Linked DNA regions of Homo sapiens: region 1 is linked to region 2. A link is a loop called in an ENCODE intact Hi-C map of the cell type or tissue named here. Cell type or tissue: PC-9. All regions are shown on one strand. Each heading gives the region's core, and the rest is flanking DNA. Links, peaks and the distances in the headings are about the cores only. Region 1 overlaps MINK1 (misshapen like kinase 1). Region 2 holds the start of ALOX15 (arachidonate 15-lipoxygenase).

Region 1 (9,213 bases), core at 332-8,331, 250 kb before region 2:
GGCAGCGGGAGAGAGACAGGAACCTGCACCCTCACCCCACTCTCTAGAGAAGGGAGCCGCTCTCCCTCAGACTTGCCCCAAAGCCCCACCTCTTCCCCACTGCCACTTCCCCTCCCTCCCTGTGCCTTGGAGTGGGAGGGCCCCACTCCCGATGCCGTACCGGCCCCCAGGGGTATCTCTGCTCCCCTCTGCTGGCCCGCCTTCGCCTTCCTCCTCGTCGTCCTCACTGCTTTCCACCTCCTCGCTGGACGACGAGTAGTCCATGGCCTTCTTGGGAGGCCGAGGGGCCTCGTCCAGAGTCCGCTCTTTCAGCAACACAAAGTCCTGCAGGGAGGAGCCACGTGAGGGGCAGGGAGAAGCTGGGCCTGGGTGGAGGTAGACAAAGGGTGCCGGGACACCCCAGCAGGGCGACAGGAGGGGCTCCCACAAGCAGGCCCATCTCACTAACCTCACCAATTGCTCGCTTATAGCTCTGGGAGGGGCCGCAGGGGAAGAAAGAGCCAGAAGAGAGGTTAGGAGAGAGGTTAGGAGAGAGGTTAGGAAAGGTTAGCACCATGAGAAGCACCAGTCCCTCCATCCCCACAGCCCTTCTCGGTAGATCAGCGGAGACCCCACCCCTGACACCCAGCACCCTGAGGCTAAGCCCCAAACCAGGATGAGGCAGGCCATGCCTGCCACCAGGTGACTCACTGCGGGCCGGCCTGGCCGTGAGCGGTGGTCGTCGGGCTTGGCTTTATTCCCAGGGGAGAGCACAGGGGAGCTGTCCGGTTTGGAGGAGACTGGACGGCAGGGTGGAAGAAGGTCACTGATGCCTGAACAAGGGATGGCCTCAAGCCCACACCCTGAGCCCCAGAACTCAGCCCCAAGTTCCATACCCACACAGGTCCTCCCTGTCCGTGTGGGTGCCCCAGTCCAAAGCCACCAAAGGCAGGGTCCATGGTGATAAGCCCCCAGGCCCAGAGCAGGCTGCCCAGCCCTGGCTCACATACCTCCCACGCGGTTCCGCTCCAGTGAGCCAGCCTGGGGGAGGTGCCCGTGAGAGGCTGGAAGGACGCTGTCCGAGCGTTCCCAGCCAGGGTCGCTCCTCCTGAGGTCGGGGTTACTGTTGGGGGGGCAGAGTCAGGGTCAGGGAGGCACGGTGCTCCCTTCTCTGGGGTGCTGAGCTGCACTGCAGAGGGAGCCATCACCAGGGAAGCGGGTGGCAGAAGTGAGAGGTGAGAGTGAGTTGGGGGACAACTCTATTACCTAGAGGCGTTGGGCGGGCCAGGGGGCTGAGCAGGGGGCCCTGGAGGCTTTGGGGTGCCCCGCTCTGCCCGCCTTTGCAGATAGATTTGCCAGGCGGAGTTGCTGCGAGGTCTGTGAAGGGAGCACAGGGGTGCCGAGGGGGCGGCGGGGGGGCGCTGAGGTGATGGGGCTGGGGCTTTCCCACCCCCAGGCGGGTAGGCTGGTAAAGTCCCTGTGCCCCCCCTACTCCCTAGGCTGCCCTCAGACCTCACCCAGGCGTTGCCCTACCCAGGCATTACCTGGCACGGACTGCCTGGGCTGGCCGGGACCCTCCGGCCCCACTGGTGTTAAGGGCAGTGGCGATAGATGAGGTCCTCTGAGGCACCTGTGGAGAGAAGTCCACGTGCTGCGAGCTGGCGCTGCGACAGGCACTTCTCAGATGTTTAAGCCTCACCTCTGAGAGGTGAGCTCCCCCACTTTGATGGATGAGAAAACTGAGGTTCAGGGGAGTTAGTGAATACGTCCAGGGTTATGAAGCCGGATGATGGTGGAGCTGCGGTTCTAACTGGCAAAGTCTGCCCCTTAGCGCTCCCAAAACACCCTGGGCGTTTCTCCGTTCCCACGCTCCCCACAGGGATCGATGCCACCCCTCCACGTCGCGTCCTCAGCTGGACGGCTGACCCCGGCAGGGCAGCGCCCTGGCTTTCTCTCGCTTCCCGCCCTGCACTCTTCCTCCATGTGGCCTGCCCCTTCACTGCCCTCCTTCTCTTCATGACTAGCTCTCTGCTTTTCCCTGGGCCTGCAGAACTGTCCTTACCTTGGGTGGGGCCTCGTTATCTGGGCGGACCCAGGCTGGGGGATTCGGGCTGGGGCCAGGTCCTTCAGAGGTGGGGTCTGAATTCTGGCGGATGACAGCTCCTCGGGCACTGGGCGTGGCAGTGGGTGCGGGGATGGCAGGGTCGGGGTCATGGGAGGCTGGGAAGGCAGCCAGGTTTCGGGTGGGCTGGTCCTGCAGGGACTGGGATCGGGGTACAGGTGCTGCATATGGCTTCAGTGGGACCCGGTGTGCCACCAGGCTCTGCAGGGAGAGACCAGGGAGGGTGGGCTGCCTGCTCCATGGCACATCCCCACCTGCGAATTGGGGTCTGGGGTGGGAAAGGACTTTAGCTGCCCCTTCCTCCATTGAAGGACAAGGGGTTCCTTGAGCCTGATGACAGCTAAGTCAGGACAGACACAGGCAGCAAGAAGCAGGTGAGTGAGTCTGTCCACAAAGCCTGTGCTCTGTAATCCTGGCTCACGGCTGAGCAGGTGTGTGTGTGTGTGTGTGTGTGTGCGCGCGTGTGTGTGTACCTGTGCTCTGAACAAAGCTCCCTGTGTCTTCATTAAGACAGGGGTGGGGAGAGACTCACCTTGTGCGGTCCCTCCTGGGGCTCCACCGGCCTCTGCATAGGAGGAGTCTGGGAAAGGGGTCCTGGGGGCCCTGGGGAGGCCTGGGGGATGGGGGGCTCAGGCCCCGTGCTGCCTGGCTTGCTCTTGGCCAAGGGAGAGTTCTGCTGCTTGTTCATCCTTGTTCTCTCTTCTACCTGTGATGTGAAGGGATGTCAAGCAGGCCAGCTCTTGCCTCCCTGTTCTCAAAACTGAGGGTCCCACCTGCCCTAACTACTCCCGCCCTATGCTCTGTGCTGTGTGCTCCTTTCCCCTACTTGGTGCCTGCTACTGTGAACTACTACTTCTTGTGGCTCTCCAGGCCTCAGGCAGTGGGACTGCAGTCTCAGGAGGCAAAGGAGGCAGTGAGTACCTCTCGGGCCCAGGCTGGTTTGTCAGCGGGATTCATGCCCCGACCATAATGGTACAGGGGCTTCCTGTCCCCAGGCAGGAGCTGCTGCTGCTGCTGTTTCTGAAGCTGCTGCTGCTGTTGCTGCTGCTGCAGGGACTTGAGGTAGGCATGCTCCTGCTGCAGCTGCCTCTGGAGACGTTCTGACTGCCGCTGCTCCTCCAGCTGCTTCCGCTTGTATTCCTGGGCCCAAGGGTAGGGAGAGAGGGCTCAGCAGGGTGTGGCCCTGGGAGTTAGAGCAGGCATGCCCTCTCTTTTCTCCAACTGCCTAGAGAGGAGATGTATTCCCTTGATGTCCTGGGTGAATCCCTTCCCTTGAAGTGTTCCCATCCCGTTCCAGCAAAGAAGCTCTGAAAAGCATCTTCCCAGAGGACGCTGAGGGACCCGTTACCAGCAGCAGGGCCTGTTCCTGGAGCAGCTGTTGCTGAAGGATCTCGAGCTGTCGCTGCTCCTCCTCTAGCCTGTGACGAATATATTCCTGGGGGACGGGGTGTGGGGTGGGGGGCAGAGGGCAGGGAAGGAGGAAGAGGCAGAGGAGGGCAGCAGCAGCGAGTTGGAGAAGGAGGAAGGGATCCGCAGGAGAATGAGGGGGTGCAGGGGAAGAGTAAGAGAGAGGTAGGGGAGGGGATGACATGAGCCCCAGGGGGCCATGCGGCACAGATGGGGAAGAAGAGGGCACAGGGAATGAGGGGGGATGAGGAAGGGGTCGGGGAGTCAGGGATGGGGTAAAGAGATGGGAATGAGGCAGGGAAGGAAGAGGGAGGGGGTCAGGGTTGGGGTTGAAGGGTGGGAGAAAACAGAGAGAAAGAGTGAAGCTAGAAAAGATAGGAGGAATCTGGGGGTGGGGGAGAGAAGGGGGAAGGGCACGGGGAGCAGGGGCGGCAGGCAGCAGGAGCGGGAGGGCGGGAGGGCAGGGATGCGGGTGCGGCGCTCTACCTGCTCGCGCTCCGCCTGCCGCCGCTCCTCCTCCCGCCGCAGAGCCTGCATGTCCTCCAGCCGCCGCTGCTGCTCCTTCTCCTGCAGCTTCCGCTGCTCCCGCTCCCGCCGCTGTTGCTGTGGGGAGAGCCAGGTGGTCTTAAGAACCATACCGGACATCGCGTCAGCACTGCCCCTCCATGGACAGGGAGGGGAGCCCTCCTTGCTCACCACGGAGGGTGGTAAGAGAGACCGGCTTCCGCTTGTTTCTGCAACTATACCCATCCCCACCCAAGGGCCCGCGGGGCTGGGCTCGGGTAAACAGCCGGTAGCTGTGACGAGAGAGGCTGTGAGACTGACTGCTGCCTGTGGGGTGGGCTTAGCTAGACAACACCTTCCACTCCCCACACCCCACCAAACAACAAACCAAAGCCGAACTCAAAACAAGCCTCCCCAGCACTCCTAGCCTAAAATCGACCTTTGCCTGAAGTCCATATAGAGCGGGTCGTAGTGATAGCCTTTGGCCACAAGAGGGCACCAGGTGCCCGTGCACAGAAAGCACAGAAAAGAGGGACCTGGCCCACTCCTTGACAAGCACCAGTGCCCAGGTGGTACTTTACTTTCACGGTATTTCTGTGGTGGCTTTCACGAAGTCTACCACCACCACCACCAACAAAAGCACAAACCCTGAGGGACCCTTACACTTGAGGGAACTTGTGCCTACTTCTGCAATGAAGTTGCCAGCAGGCCTTCTCCAGGTAACACCTTGTTAGATAGGACTCTGTGGCTGGGCGCGGTGGCTCACACCTGTAATCCCAGCACTTTGGGAGGCCGAGGCAGGTGGATCACCTGAGGTCGGGAGTTCGAGACCAGCCTGACCAACATGCAGAAACCCTGTCTCTACTGAAAAAAATACAAAATTAGCCGGGCGTGGTGGCGCATTCCTGTAATCCCAGCTCCTCAGGAGGCTGAGGCAGGAGAATCACTTGAACCTGGGAGACGGAGGTTTTGCGGTGAGCCTAGAGTGCGCCACTGCACTCGTCACCCTGGGCAACAAGAGCAAAACTCCATCTCAAAAAAAAAAAAAAAAAAAAGATAGGACTTTGTTACTATACTATCTGAACGCTATATTTATTTTATTTTTTTATTTTTTGGAGACGGAGTCTTGCTCTGTTCCCCAGGCCAGTGGCGTGATCTCAGCTCACTACAACTTCCACCTCCCAGGTTCAAGCGATTCTCCTGCCTCAGCCTCCTAAGTAGCTGGAACTATAGGCGCGTGCACCACCACGCCTGGCTAATTTGTGTATTTTTAGTAGAGATGGGGTTTCACCATATTAGACAGGCTGGTCTCGAACTCCTGATCTCACGATCCGCCCCCATCCTCCGACTCCCAAAGTGCTGGGATTACAGGCGTGAGCCACCTCACCTGGCCTATATTTTCAAAACTGCACAAGGCTCTTCTGTAGCAGGTTTTCTTGCAAATTATTTTTTGTTCAACAATGAGAGGGCCTACTTTGGAGGTAGCAGGTGGACAGTGTGGGTGCTGCGGGTTATTGCTTATTATTATTAGAGACGGAGTCTTGCTCTGTCACCCAGGCTGGAGTGCAGTGGTGTGATCTCTGCTCACTGCAACCTCCGCCTCCCGGGTTCAAGCAATTCTCCTGCCTCAGCCTCCGGAGTAGCTGGGATTACAGGCATGCGCCACCACACCTGGCTAATTTTTGTATTATTAGTAGAGATGGGGTTTCACCATGTTGGCCAGGCTGGTCTCAAACTCCTGACCTCAGGTGATCTACCCACCTCAGCCTCCCAAAGTGATGGGATTACATTTTGTGTTAAGTCCAGCTCATCATGAAATTTGAAATCATATAATTGTTTCAACAGAAATGCCATTCATTTAAGGCATTTTAAAACCTGTTCTCCAAGGCCCTAATGGACCCGGGGCAGGTCAGGAGGAGGCCGCGCCAGGCCTGGGCCCTTCGGAGACAGCCCACCTCCTCCACGCGGCGCCGCTCCTCCTTCTGCTCCTCTATGCGCCGCTGCCGCTGGTGCAGCAGGTGTTTGATGTGTGCCTCGGGGTCTCGCTGCTGCTGCTGCTGCAGCTGCTGCTGCTGTTTTAAAGCCTCTGAGTTGCTCTTATTTTCCTGCTGGAGCCGGAGAAACTCCCGGCGTAGAGTCGACTCTCCAGGCACGTTCATGATGGAGCTGGGCAGGGGTGGCACAAAGAAGCACTGGGGTCAGAACCCTGTTGGTTCCCACTCTCAACCCCGTGGGCCCGCCTGAGTGGGTGCTTTAACTGGATCAAAGCCTCTGCCTCTGGCCACTCCCAGGTGGCCAGGAGACTTACCGTCCCCTTCTGCCCAGTCTTCAGTCCTGTCCTCCTTTCCTATTACTGCTGCGCCCCACATTCACCACAAATTGCTCTCTCCCCAGCTCTTGCTCAGTCATTGGTTCCACTTCTTAGCACTCAGAAATTTGGTTTCCAGGAGTCTCTACCTCTCTGTGCCCACCACCCCCAGGCTGAGAGTCCCCAAAGCCAAGCACCACTGTAGTCCCCCCACTCAGCGATGACCGCCCCAACCCCCACTCCACCTGCCAGGCCTACCTTGGCTCTCCTTCCTCTCCATGGCTGTCATCTTCCTCCTCGCTGCCGCTGTACTCATATTCTGTCTCCTCTGCAGGGGGAGGCCACTGCAGTTATCTCACCCAGCGCCCCAGACCCGCCGTGGGCTAGGGAAACCTTGGGTGGGGATAACCAGGTCTCTCTGGCTGGGCAAGCATGAGGGGCCCCACCCACTTCCTGGGGGCAATGGGAGGACAGCGGGTCTCAGGTGTGGGCCTGGACAGGACCGGGACTGGGTCCCAGGGCAGCTGAGGTGTGGCAGAGCCTGTGCTTGTGCTCGCACACACATGTGCTTAGCATGGAGTTTTTGTAAGGATGCGAAAGGCCGGTCCTCCTTTGGAAGGCTGATTCAGACTGGGAGGGAAAGGAGGGAAAACCCCTTGGGGGTTGCAAGTTTGAGAACGATCTCCTTGGACAGGGAGAGCTGGGGCCAAGGAGGGGAGCAGGAAGGGGTGCCAGGAGCGAGCAGGGCTGGCAGAGAGGAGCCAGGCTGGAGTGTCCCCTAGTACCTGCCCCCTCCAGCCTGCCCACTGACCTTTCTCACCCCGCTTCTTCCGGGATCGGTCAATGTGGTCCTTAAGCTGGATGCGGACCTGCCGCTCCGTGGGCTGGTCCCGGATGAAGGGAAACTTCAGTAGCTGCTCCGTGGGTGGGCGGCTCAGGTAAGTCTTGATGAGACATGTGTCAATGAAGTCAATGAACTTCTTAGACCTGGAAACAGTGGTGGCTCACACTGGGAGGGTCCCCTCAGAAGGGATGGGTGCAGGAGGAAGAGGGTGGATCATTCATCCACAAGCCACCTTGACGTCCCTCCTGTCTTCATATCCCAACACCAGTCACCGCCCTCTGCCCCCCAGAATCTCTTCTCTGGTGAGATCCAAGCCTGAGCACAGAGGGCATGAAGGTGGGGATGGCCTTGTCCAGGGACCTTCCTTCCCAGAGCCCACACTCTCAGAGACCTACCACTTCTTGGACTTGAGCCTGGGCGGAGGGTTCCGAGGAATGAGGAAGAGGGCTCGCATGGGGTGCATGTCACACAGAGCTGGACACAGAGGAGACACCCTCAGTCCCTTTCACTGCACTGGGAGCTACAGGACCCTTCCTCGGCAGGGTCCCAGGACCCACCTCCTCCCTACAGCCACTCTCTGGGCCCTTCCTTTCCCTCCCCTCCCACTCCCGGCAGACTCAGAACTTACGGGGGGCTCCCTCTGCCATCTCGATGGCTGTGATTCCTAGAGACCAAATATCACTCTATAGACGGGAAAGAAGGAACAAGTGAATATTCCTGACAACTCTGCCCTGCAACCTCTCTTCACCCACCATCCTGGCCTCTCAGGAGCCTTCCTGGGCCACACCCATTCCTGCAGCAGTGCCTTCCAACCCATCCCATCTTCCCACCCACACTTGCCTTGCCGTAAGATGTTCCCCAGCCCCTCACTGCTAACATCATCTGACCTTCCTCTGTTCCCCAGCCTGCTCAGGCCCCGTGGTCCCCATATTGCTTCCCGCCCTTGGCAGCCCCCATGCTCCCAACTTTCCACTCCATACCCTGTAATCATAGGTGGCATCAGGGTTCTCATCACAGGCGATGACCTCTGGAGCCATCCAGTAGGGAGTCCCAATGAAAGTGTTCCGTCTGCCCACGGTGCGGTCCAGCTGAGCACTCACCCCAAAATCCACTGTGAAGACACAGAGGGAGGGGTCAGTGTGGGGAGTCACCTCTGCTCCCTTGCCTCACATCCCTGCGTGCACACACAGGACTTGCCTGAGCCAGCTGTGGTCCTGGCCCGACCCAGACACCCCAGCACCCTCCTTTACCCCACCACCATCCTGAAGAACCCGATTCCATCTTCCAGCATCTTAGAGAAAAACCCAGGTAAAAGGATCACGGACAGCATCCCAGGCAGGAGGGCCATCAGATCCCATCTCCCCAGAGCAACCTGCAGAGCACCTGGCCCGTAACAGGTGACAGGTGAAGAGCTTCCTGAGGGATTTTCAGCAGGAGGCAGGGCATTCCAGGGGGAGAGGGGAAAGGGGAGGGAGTGAGCCTCCCCAGTAGGAAGGGAGTTGGGCCTGAGCCACCAGAGAGAAAAAGGGGCCCCTCATTCTCTGTTCTGGAGGTGAAAGGTCCTCGTCAGCCTCAGAAGGAGCCGGCGCACCTAGCTTGACCTCAGCATTCTCTGTCAGCAGCACATTCTGCCCCTTGATGTCTCGATGGATCACCTTGTGGGCATGGAGATGGGCCAGACCCTGGGACAGGAGAGCAGGGAAAATTAGCCATGGTGTTGGATGGGGTAGGAAAGAGTAAGTGGGGAGTGAGTTGAGGGGACAAGGAGCAGTCAGTCTGGACAGGGCTGGGCTGAAGGAGCAGACCTTCTCCACCAGGAGCCCAAGCAAGCTGAGCTGTCCTGGAGAGCTTCCTCAGAGAGGTGGCTCCAGGTGAATTCCCAGCAGTTGCAGGGTTACAGGTGGAGAAGCGGCAGAGCTTGGAAACAGGAGCTTGTCTCCTCCAACAGCCTGAGACTTCCCAAGGTGTGGACCCTGCTTCCACATCCCACCCGCATCAGGCCTGCTGCTCCCTAAAGAGGGCAGTGATGTCTCCTCCCAGCGCAGGGAG
Region 2 (9,204 bases), core at 1,205-9,204:
ACTATGGAAAAACGAGATGCAGAATAAGGCATGCTACAATGTGCAGAAAAAGACAAAGATAGGCGTGTATTTGCTCAGTAATATTAGTGCACAGAAGAGACTGGTAACTGTGATTGCTGGGAGTGGAGCAACTGGGTGGCTTGGGGCCAAGAGGAGGGAGAAACTAGTGAATATCACTTTGTACCTTTTGAATTTTGAATCACATGAATGTACTTCCCAGTAAACAATTAAGCAGGGCCGGACATGATGGCTCATGGCTGTAATCCCAGCACTTGGGGAGGCCGAGGCAGGTGGATCACTTGAGGTCAGGAGTTCAAGACCAGCCTGGCCAACATGGTGAAACCCCATCTCGACTGAAAATACAAAAAGTAGCCGGGCATGTTGGTGGGTGCCTGTAATCCCAGCTACTCTGGAGGCTGAGGCAGGAGAATCGCTTGAACCCGGCAGGTGGAGGTTGCAGTGAGCCGAGATCACACCACTGTACTCTAGCCCGGGCAACAGAGCAAGACTCCATCTCATTAAAAAAAAAAACACCAAAAACAAAAAACAAGCAAACCAGAAAATATGCATCACAGACATATTTTCGTGGACTTCATTTGTGTTACCAGGCTGATTGTAATCCATGCCATGAAGTTTATGTTAGTATTCCCCTTTTGTTTACATTGCCTGATAATTTGTTTCCCTTTGTCTCCCCCAAGGGAAGCATTCATTTATAATGAATTTTTCAGCTCAGTGTGTTTCAGCAAACACTTATTGACACCCACAAACCCTGACACTGTGCCGTCTCCAGGGGAAACAAAAGTGAGAGTCCTGCTGGGTGTGTAGTCCCTGCCTAGGACGGGCTCACATTAGTGGGGGATACACACATACAAATGCTCACACTGCAGTATTAACTGTGCAACAGTAGAAGTGTGCGCAAGGAGAAAAGTGTTAGAAAGGAAAGCTGGGCCGGGCGCCGTGGCTCACACCTGTAATTCCAGCACTTTGGGAGACTGAGGTGGGTGGATCACAAGGTCAGGAGTTCAAGACCAGCGTGGCCAACATGGAGAAACCCCGTCTCTACTAAAAATACAAAAATTATCCAGGCATGGTGGCAGGCGCCTGTAATCCCAGCTACTCGGAAGGCTGAGGCAGAGAATTGCTTGAGCCCGGGAGGCAGAGGTTGCCGTGAGCCGAGATCGTGCCATTGCACTCCACCCTGCATTCCAGGGTGACAGAGTGAGACTCTATATCTCAAAAAAAAAAAAAAAAGGAAAGCTAATTCACTCTGGTGGGGTGGTGGGGGGTGAAAGTACCGGGTAAGACTTTCCTGAGAAACCGGAGGTGAACTAGGGTTTAGAAGCATGAATAGATGAATAGACTAATCCAGGAGCAAGTTCTTTTGAGAGAACAGCAGGTGGGGTTCTGGGGAACACATGGCTCCAGCCCAAAAAGAAACTGGAGACGAATTAGGGTTTAGAAGCATGACCAGACTAACCCAGAAGTGAGTTCTTTGAGAGAACAGCAGGGGCGGCGGGGGGAGGGGGGGTTCCGGGGAACACATGGCTCCAGCACAGGAGATGCCAGGGTGCAGTGGGATGAGAGGTGAGGAGAGCAGGTCAGGTTAGCAAGGGCATTGAATGCCAGAAACATTTGGACTTTTATTCTGCAGGCAACAGGGAGGCAGCGGCTTTTATGCTCAAAAGGAATGAGTCCCAGTGGCTGGCACAGAGAAGGCAAGTGTGCAAAGCTGGTCGAATGAATTCCGTGGCCTGAATGTACCTTCCTCAAATGCCACTGCAAACTGGGTCTCCTCGCCCACTTCACCCTCTCCTGCAATCCAACTTGTGAGGCTTGTGTGTGCGCGCGCGTGTCCTTGCGTGTGTGTGTGTGTGCACGCGTGCGTTTAGATGGAGGTTGGCTTCCCAGCCACCCAGGCTTGGCCCAAAGTCCGTGGTACACACGTGCATAACTCCTACCCCCACCTCGCCTGCCTGCTGTACCAGGCGTTGATTCCCTCTTCCTGCGTGTTTTCGGTCCAAATCCTTTTCTTTTTCTCCCTCCCGTCAAGATAGTGGTTTCCACTCCCTGCTCTCGCCAGGACACCGCCTTTTGGACTGGGGCTGAATTCTGCCCCTTGAAGCTCTGCTCCTTGGAGCTGGGGGCCCCAGCGGTAGGCGGAGTTGATTGGAGACCTGCCACCCACATTCCGACCCCAAGCGACCTCCGAGAGGGCGGGGTCTCAGGCTGGGTTATTTAGCTCGTCCACCCTTCTCCACCAGAAGGAGCGAAACATCTTTGAGCAAGATGGGTCTCTACCGCATCCGCGTGTCCACTGGGGCCTCGCTCTATGCCGGTTCCAACAACCAGGTGCAGCTGTGGCTGGTCGGCCAGCACGGGGAGGCGGCGCTCGGGAAGCGACTGTGGCCCGCACGGGGCAAGGTGAGCTCCCCAGAGCCGGGCGGGGTGGGCTGCGCCCCTGGCTCCGAGTCAGTCAAATACCGGGGAGGACATGCGCCCCCGTTGGCCTCTGGCCGATTCTCTTTGCCAAGGGCCCGCGCATTGGGCTCAAAGCGCGCGGAGGCCACGGGGGTGGGGGGCTTTAGGGCAGTCGGTGGCACACAGTAAGCGCTCAATAAATGTTGCCGCTACCCGATCTCCTTGGAATTGAGGGCATGCTCCTGTGCGCCCCTCATTGCACAAAGCTCCCTTGTCTGGAAACTCAGCAGTCACTGGAGCCGCCGTCGGTCCTCTCGCTTTCTCTATTTTAAAAACCGTTTCAACCGCTAGCGCTGTTGGATCTCTACCTTTCAGGCTTTATCACCTGGGGTGGAGTGGGTGGTGAGAGGGAAGGGATGGGGAGTCAAGACAGGAGAACGCTCTCGATTTCCCGACCCACCTCCCGTCATATCTCATGTCACATCTACCGGGTGTTCTACCCGGTCCTGTTAACTTTTTTTCTTCCGCGAAAGCCCAAATTCCCATCACTGCTCTAGCTCTCTCCCAGATCCCCAAATCCGGATGTCTGTCTCAGGGAACGTCAAAGCAACATGCCCGGATGAGGTCCTCCCCTCTCCCCACCTCCCAGCCCTCTCCTCCTGCCTCCCCCGGTGTCACCCGCGCCTCCTTCCTCTCTTCACCTCCCTCTAAACAAGAATCCGGCGCAGTCAGTTCTAGACCCTGAGCATCTCCCGCGTCCCTGCCCAATATCCGTCCCGCCCCCGACCGCCCGCGTCCTCTTGAACCTGCGGAGCCCTGCTCCCCGCACTCCACGCCCTTGCTCCGAGCTTCCGAGAAAGCGGGGCAAAGGGAGCCAGGAAGAGAGAAAATGCGCACGGAGCAGGTGGCCCCGCGACTCCATGGTGAGGGGACGGGGCACGGAAGGTGGAAAGGCGCGCTCCCTCCTCCCTTTTTTCCTCCCTATGGTGGGCAGTTGGTGACACACAGTAAAGGCTCAATAAATGTTCCCGCTACTCGATCTCCTTGGAATTAAGGGGATGCTCCTGAGCGCCCCTCATTCCACACAGCTCTGGTGCCTGGAAACTGCGGTCGCCGGAGCGGTCGTCGGTCCTCCCGGTTTCTCTATTTTAAAAGCCATTTCAAACCTCCAGCGGCCTCGCCACCTCTGCTGCAGACCTTCCAAGCCCTTCTGAAGCCGGAATGATTTCTCCCTAATTCACTCCCCCTGCTTAACACATTCGAACGGCTCCCGCTTGTTCTCGGGACCAAATCCAAAGCCCCTGGCGCCACCTTCGAGAGCCTCCGGACCTGCTGACCCCCCACACCTGGGCTCTGAGCTCCAGCTCCAAGATGCTGCTCGCCCTCCCTTCCCCGCCGCTCTCTTTCTGCGCGCCTTTCCCCTGCCTTCCCTTTCTGTCACTCTCCCTGGCTGAGCCCTCTCCGCCTCCAGGTCTCCGGGAAGGTTGTCCCCAGGCCGGTGGGGCCCCTGCAGGTCCTCAGCCTCGGGCGGGGTGGGGTGGGGGGTCGCACAGCGGGAATTGCCACCAGCGCGTCCGGGCTCCACAGCGCGCTCGTCCAGGGCGCGGCAGCGCTCAGCCCAGCGCTTGGCACAGTCAGTGACCACAGGGAGGAGAAAGTGAAGGCAGGAGCGCACCTTCCCACCTGCCGTCCCCGTCCCCTCAGAACCGAGTCCTGGGGCCACCTGCTCGGCGCGGTCCCTCTCTCTCTGGCTCAGTCCCCGCACCCCGATACGTCTCCTCCTCTCAGAGGCTCCGAGGAAGGGCGTGGGCGCTGGAGGGAGCAGGGCTCAGCCGGGTGCCCCTCCCGCCAGGCCCCACCGGGGCTGAGCCTCTTCTGTCGCCCGCAGGAGACAGAACTCAAGGTGGAAGTACCGGAGTATCTGGGGCCGCTGCTGTTTGTGAAACTGCGCAAACGGCACCTCCTTAAGGACGACGCCTGGTTCTGCAACTGGATCTCTGTGCAGGGCCCCGGAGCCGGGGACGAGGTCAGGTTCCCTTGTTACCGCTGGGTGGAGGGCAACGGCGTCCTGAGCCTGCCTGAAGGCACCGGTAAGCGCGGGGCTGAGGGTGTCAGGAGGCCTCTGGGCTGTGTGAGAAGCTGGGGGGATGCGCGTGTGGAGAAGAGGGCGCAGGATGGGGGTGCTGGAACCTGGAGCGCCGGGGTCTTTGGGGGTGTCGAAGGGGCGGTGGCTGCAGCTGGCACAAAGTGGCTGGAGCCTGGGGGAGGGGCGTGATGCTGAAGGGGCAGAGGCCACACAGAAGGACGGGGTGCTGAGGCTCTCCTGGCAGAGACAAGAAGAGGCGCTCACCAAAAGTCACTGGCCAAGTCCTCCTCTGTCCTTCTAGGCCGCACTGTGGGCGAGGACCCTCAGGGCCTGTTCCAGAAACACCGGGAAGAAGAGCTGGAAGAGAGAAGGAAGTTGTACCGGTGAGCCCTCCTCCCCTGACCCCACGTGAGCTGCTGATGCTTCCAGCACCCATACTTGATTTCCTTCCTGCCCCACAGGTGGGGAAACTGGAAGGACGGGTTAATTCTGAATATGGCTGGGGCCAAACTATATGACCTCCCTGTGGATGAGCGATTTCTGGAAGACAAGAGAGTTGACTTTGAGGTTTCGCTGGCCAAGGGGTGAGAGCAAGGGGAGGCTGGGTGAGAGGGAGGTGTCCTGGTCTAGTGGAAGCCAAGGGGCTTATGGGCTGCACTGCATTGGACTGGCCCAGGATCGGTGCCTGTGGTCGTCATGTTAGAGCCTCAGAATGATGCTCAAACCCTTTGCCCCATCCTGCCCTGAAGGCTGGCCGACCTCGCTATCAAAGACTCTCTAAATGTTCTGACTTGCTGGAAGGATCTAGATGACTTCAACCGGATTTTCTGGTGTGGTCAGAGCAAGCTGGCTGGTCAGTCCCCCACCCCAGTATGTCTCCCAACCCCCCAGATCCCACCCAGATCCCACCCAACCCAGGGGAATTGAAAGAAGCAGGGTGGGGAGACCAGAGACTTGGGTCCCTCTGGTGGGCTGGAGTCAAGGAGGCATGGTTGGTGGGGTTGGAAGGACCAAGAGCTCAGATCCCACAACTTGCTCAACAACTGCCTTCCCCAGAGCGCGTGCGGGACTCCTGGAAGGAAGATGCCTTATTTGGGTACCAGTTTCTTAATGGCGCCAACCCCGTGGTGCTGAGGCGCTCTGCTCACCTTCCTGCTCGCCTAGTGTTCCCTCCAGGCATGGAGGAACTGCAGGCCCAGCTGGAGAAGGAGCTGGAGGTATGGACATCAGAGCCCTGAGGAAGCTCAGCAGTGAAGTGGGGTGGCCTAGTGCCAATGATGCTGCTGCGGGACCCACTGTGGGCCTGGCTTGCTGCCAGCCAGCAAGGACGGATTCTGCAGGAGAGGTCCTGAGGGACCCTGGAGAAGCTCAGCTGCTCGGCCTCCTTCCTACACGAGAGTAGCTGCGGAGGGAGGGCGTGCAAGATGGAATGGTTGATAGAAACAAGGTCAAATGAAGAAATGTGACTGGCCCCTGGTGCTAGGGATTCGGGGAGTGTGCAGAGTAAGAGAGTCAGGATCAGAGTGCTGTGGCTGTTCATCAGGAGGCGATATGGAACAACAGAGAGGAAATTCATGGGATTAAGGGCAGATAGGCTTGGATGTGAATCCTGGTTCTGCTATTTGTAAGCTGTGTGACCTCAGGCAAAATACCCAACCTCTCTGATTATCTGTTTCCTCTTCTGTAAAATTGAGGCTCATTCAACTAGGTATAAAAATTATAAGGCTGAGCACAGTGACTCACACCTGTAATCCCAGCACTTTGGGAGGCTGCAGGAGGATCACCTGAGCCCAGGAGTTGGAGACCAGCCTAGGCAACGTGGTGAAACCCTGTCTCTACAAAAGTACAAAAATTATCACCTGTAATCTTTGGTGTAGTGGCATGCACCTGTAGTCCCAGCTACTTGGGAGGCTGAGGTGGGAGGATCACCTGGGCCCAAGGAAGTCAAGGCTGCAGTGAGCCGTGGTGATCCTGCCACGCACTCCAGCCTGGGCAGCACGGTAAGACCCTGATTAAAAAAAAAAATGATATGAGGAAGTAAGCACATGATCCATTACCTGGTATAAAGTAGATGATGGAGACGAGTTAGCTCCACTCTCTTCCCCCTTGGAGGAATCCGAGTAGGAAGAAGATGCTTTATGTTGATAGCAGCCCTTGACCTCTTCCCCCACCCAGGGAGGCACACTGTTCGAAGCTGACTTCTCCCTGCTGGATGGGATCAAGGCCAACGTCATTCTCTGTAGCCAGCAGCACCTGGCTGCCCCTCTAGTCATGCTGAAATTGCAGCCTGATGGGAAACTCTTGCCCATGGTCATCCAGGTGAGAGGACTCAGGATTTCTGCTCCCAGTCTCTGGCTTTTGAGAAAGCTCAGCCCCTTATCAAAATTTACTGAGCACCATCTGCAAAGGCACTGGGCTAAGGCACCTGGGAGACGCGAAAGGAGGAAATGCGCCAAGTCTCTATTCGAAGGCCTTGCAGTGTAGCTGGAGAGACAGACTGGGCCAGTCTGCAGAAGCTCCAGGACTGAGGAAGTCCCTGAGGACAGAGACAGCCCAGGAGGGATTGGGGAGGTGGGGTGTCACGAGCTTTGGAGGAGGGCCAGGTCTCAGACAAGCAGGAGGGAGAGGAAGGACCGGTCCTCAGGGGCAAGACAGACTGGGCAGAGGCTGAGGTAGAGGAGTCAGGCAATTCCTAGGGGACAGTTGGACCAGAAGCCAGACTAAGCCAGGCTAAGGAGTATGAGGTGGGAAGCTGGAGAAGGCCGTGATGAAACGTGCTGTGGGCACGCGGTGTGGGCAGTGGTGTTTAGGGTGGGTTGGAGAGGGGAGATGCTAGAAATAGGGACTGGGGCAACATGCCCCAGCACTGACCCCAGGAGGAGGGGAGCTCGGATGTGGGTAGTGACCATCAGGATGGAGAGGACAGGTGGATGCGAGTGCAGAGGGAGATCAAGGAGAGGGGAAAGGGGAGCCAGGCCAGTTGCCTGCAGAAATAGCACCGATAAAGAGAACAGGGTGCCCAGGTGGATTTTTGTCTGGCCAATGTTGAGGTAACGGGAAGACACTTAAATTATCCAGCAGGCAGCTGAGAACAAGAGATTCAGTCATTTGTGTAGAGGTGGGGCCAAAAGATGAGTTTTCAAAAAACAGTGTGGGATGGAGGAAGCAGGTGGTTTGAATCTTGTCCACACTGTGGGAACTGAAAGGGGAAGTGGAGGCTGGAGGAGGCACCAGAAGAGCAGTTTCTGCAGAATGCTGGAGGCAAAGCAGCTTGCAGGGTGCTAATGCACTGAGCGGGCAGGAAGGGGAGGGGAGGAAACGGGAGCCGTAGGGAGCGGCAGGAGTGAGATGGGGAAAGCAGAACAGGTTTGGAGGACGAAGGGTGAGGTTAACATGCAAGGGGGGCGGGAATCGCTGAGTGCCTGGCACTCATGCCTTCTCTCCCCACACTTGTCCCTGCTCCAGCTCCAGCTGCCCCGCACAGGATCCCCACCACCTCCCCTTTTCTTGCCTACGGATCCCCCAATGGCCTGGCTTCTGGCCAAATGCTGGGTGCGCAGCTCTGACTTCCAGCTCCATGAGCTGCAGTCTCATCTTCTGAGGGGACACTTGATGGCTGAGGTCATTGTTGTGGCCACCATGAGGTGCCTGCCGTCGATACATCCTATCTTCAAGGTAACTCCTTATCCCCTTCTCTCTTGCCTGCCACTATCTCTGCCCCAGGGCACGTTCCGACCTCTGGAGGCTCCCTCTCTGTGGGGTCTCGGGGTACAGAGAGAAACAATGAATGGACAATGTGAGAGCAACAGAGAATGAGCAGGGCTGGCCATGCATTTTCAAAGGGGATAGCACCTCCCACCTGGGAAAGTGGCGAAAATAATCTTACTCTTTTTATATGTAAAGCACAGTACATGCAAATGACCAAGGATTCCATCCAACAAGAGGAACCCGTGAAATAACGTTAAAAAGATCTTTTCCAGACATTGATTTTTTTTTTTTTTTTGAGATGGAGTCTCCCTTTGCCCAGACTGGAGTGCAGTGATGCGATCTCGGCTCACTGCAACCTCTGCCTCCTGGGTTTAAGCAATTCTCCCACTTCAGCCTCCCCAGTAGCTGGGATTACAGTCGCGCACCACCAGGCCTGGCTAATTTTTTTTGTATTTTTAATAGAGACAGGATTTCACCATGTTGGCCAGGCTGGTCTCGAATGCCTGACCTCAGATGATCTGCTTGTCTAGGTCTCCCAAAGTGCTGGGATTACAGGCGTGAGTCACTGTGCCTGGTCCAAGTTTGTCTTCTTTAAAGAACTGAAAGAAGCCTAGTGTAATGGATGAAGGAGAGAGGGAGGAGACCAGGCTCTGGAGGGAGGCAGTGGTTAGAACATCCATTCTCAGTGGGGGCACAATGTCCCCCAAGGGATGAAGATGGTTGGAAAATGTGTGTGAAAAATATTATTATTATTATTATTATTATTGCTGCCCAGGCTGGAGTGCAGTGTCACGATCTTGGCTCACTGCAACCTCTGCCTCCTGGGTTCAAGCAATTCTCCTGCTTCAGCCTCCCGAGTAGCTGGGATTCAGGTGCCTGCCACCATGCCTGGCTAATTTTTGTATTTTTAGTAGAGATGAGGTTTTGCCATGTTGGTCAGGCTGGTCTGAAACTCCTGACCTCAGGTGATCCGCCCACCTCGGCCTCCCAAA

Evidence for each region. A loop is a pair of places that touch in the nucleus more often than their neighbours do. Peaks named below come from ENCODE experiments on the same cell type or tissue, not always from the same donor. Only the 100,000 strongest peaks of a DNase experiment are listed, where the experiment ranks them.
Region 1: a loop joins it to region 2, with 6 times the contacts of the local background. A loop is called at or near these places in 7 of 110 quality-filtered maps.

Annotation. Positions count from the first base shown.
Region 1 is chr17:4,884,545-4,893,757 of GRCh38, reverse strand. MINK1 (misshapen like kinase 1) reads right to left here. Exons shown (of 32, transcript NM_153827.5): 6 at 8,756-8,846; 7 at 8,145-8,275; 8 at 7,793-7,847; 9 at 7,560-7,638; 10 at 7,132-7,307; 11 at 6,579-6,648; 12 at 5,968-6,178; 13 at 3,995-4,111; 14 at 3,023-3,241; 15 at 2,634-2,807; 16 at 2,042-2,302; 17 at 1,524-1,609; 18 at 1,246-1,356; 19 at 990-1,102; 2 more. Among named protein-coding and RNA genes, the nearest start is that of C17orf107, 10 kb to the left of the region's middle. In PC-9, for the core only: CTCF peaks have their summits at 4,315 and 4,515 (motif pointing right); a DNase peak (open chromatin) is centred at 4,507.
Region 2 is chr17:4,634,734-4,643,937 of GRCh38, reverse strand. It overlaps ALOX15 (arachidonate 15-lipoxygenase), which reads left to right and starts at 2,260. Exons shown (of 14, transcript NM_001140.5): 1 at 2,260-2,421; 2 at 4,307-4,508; 3 at 4,806-4,887; 4 at 4,966-5,088; 5 at 5,254-5,357; 6 at 5,561-5,721; 7 at 6,680-6,823; 8 at 7,970-8,179. The coding sequence starts at 2,287. RefSeq lists an enhancer at 4,817-6,016. In PC-9, for the core only: no CTCF peak of the experiment used is centred there; a DNase peak (open chromatin) is centred at 4,967; H3K4me3 peaks cover 864 bases; H3K27me3 peaks cover 903 bases.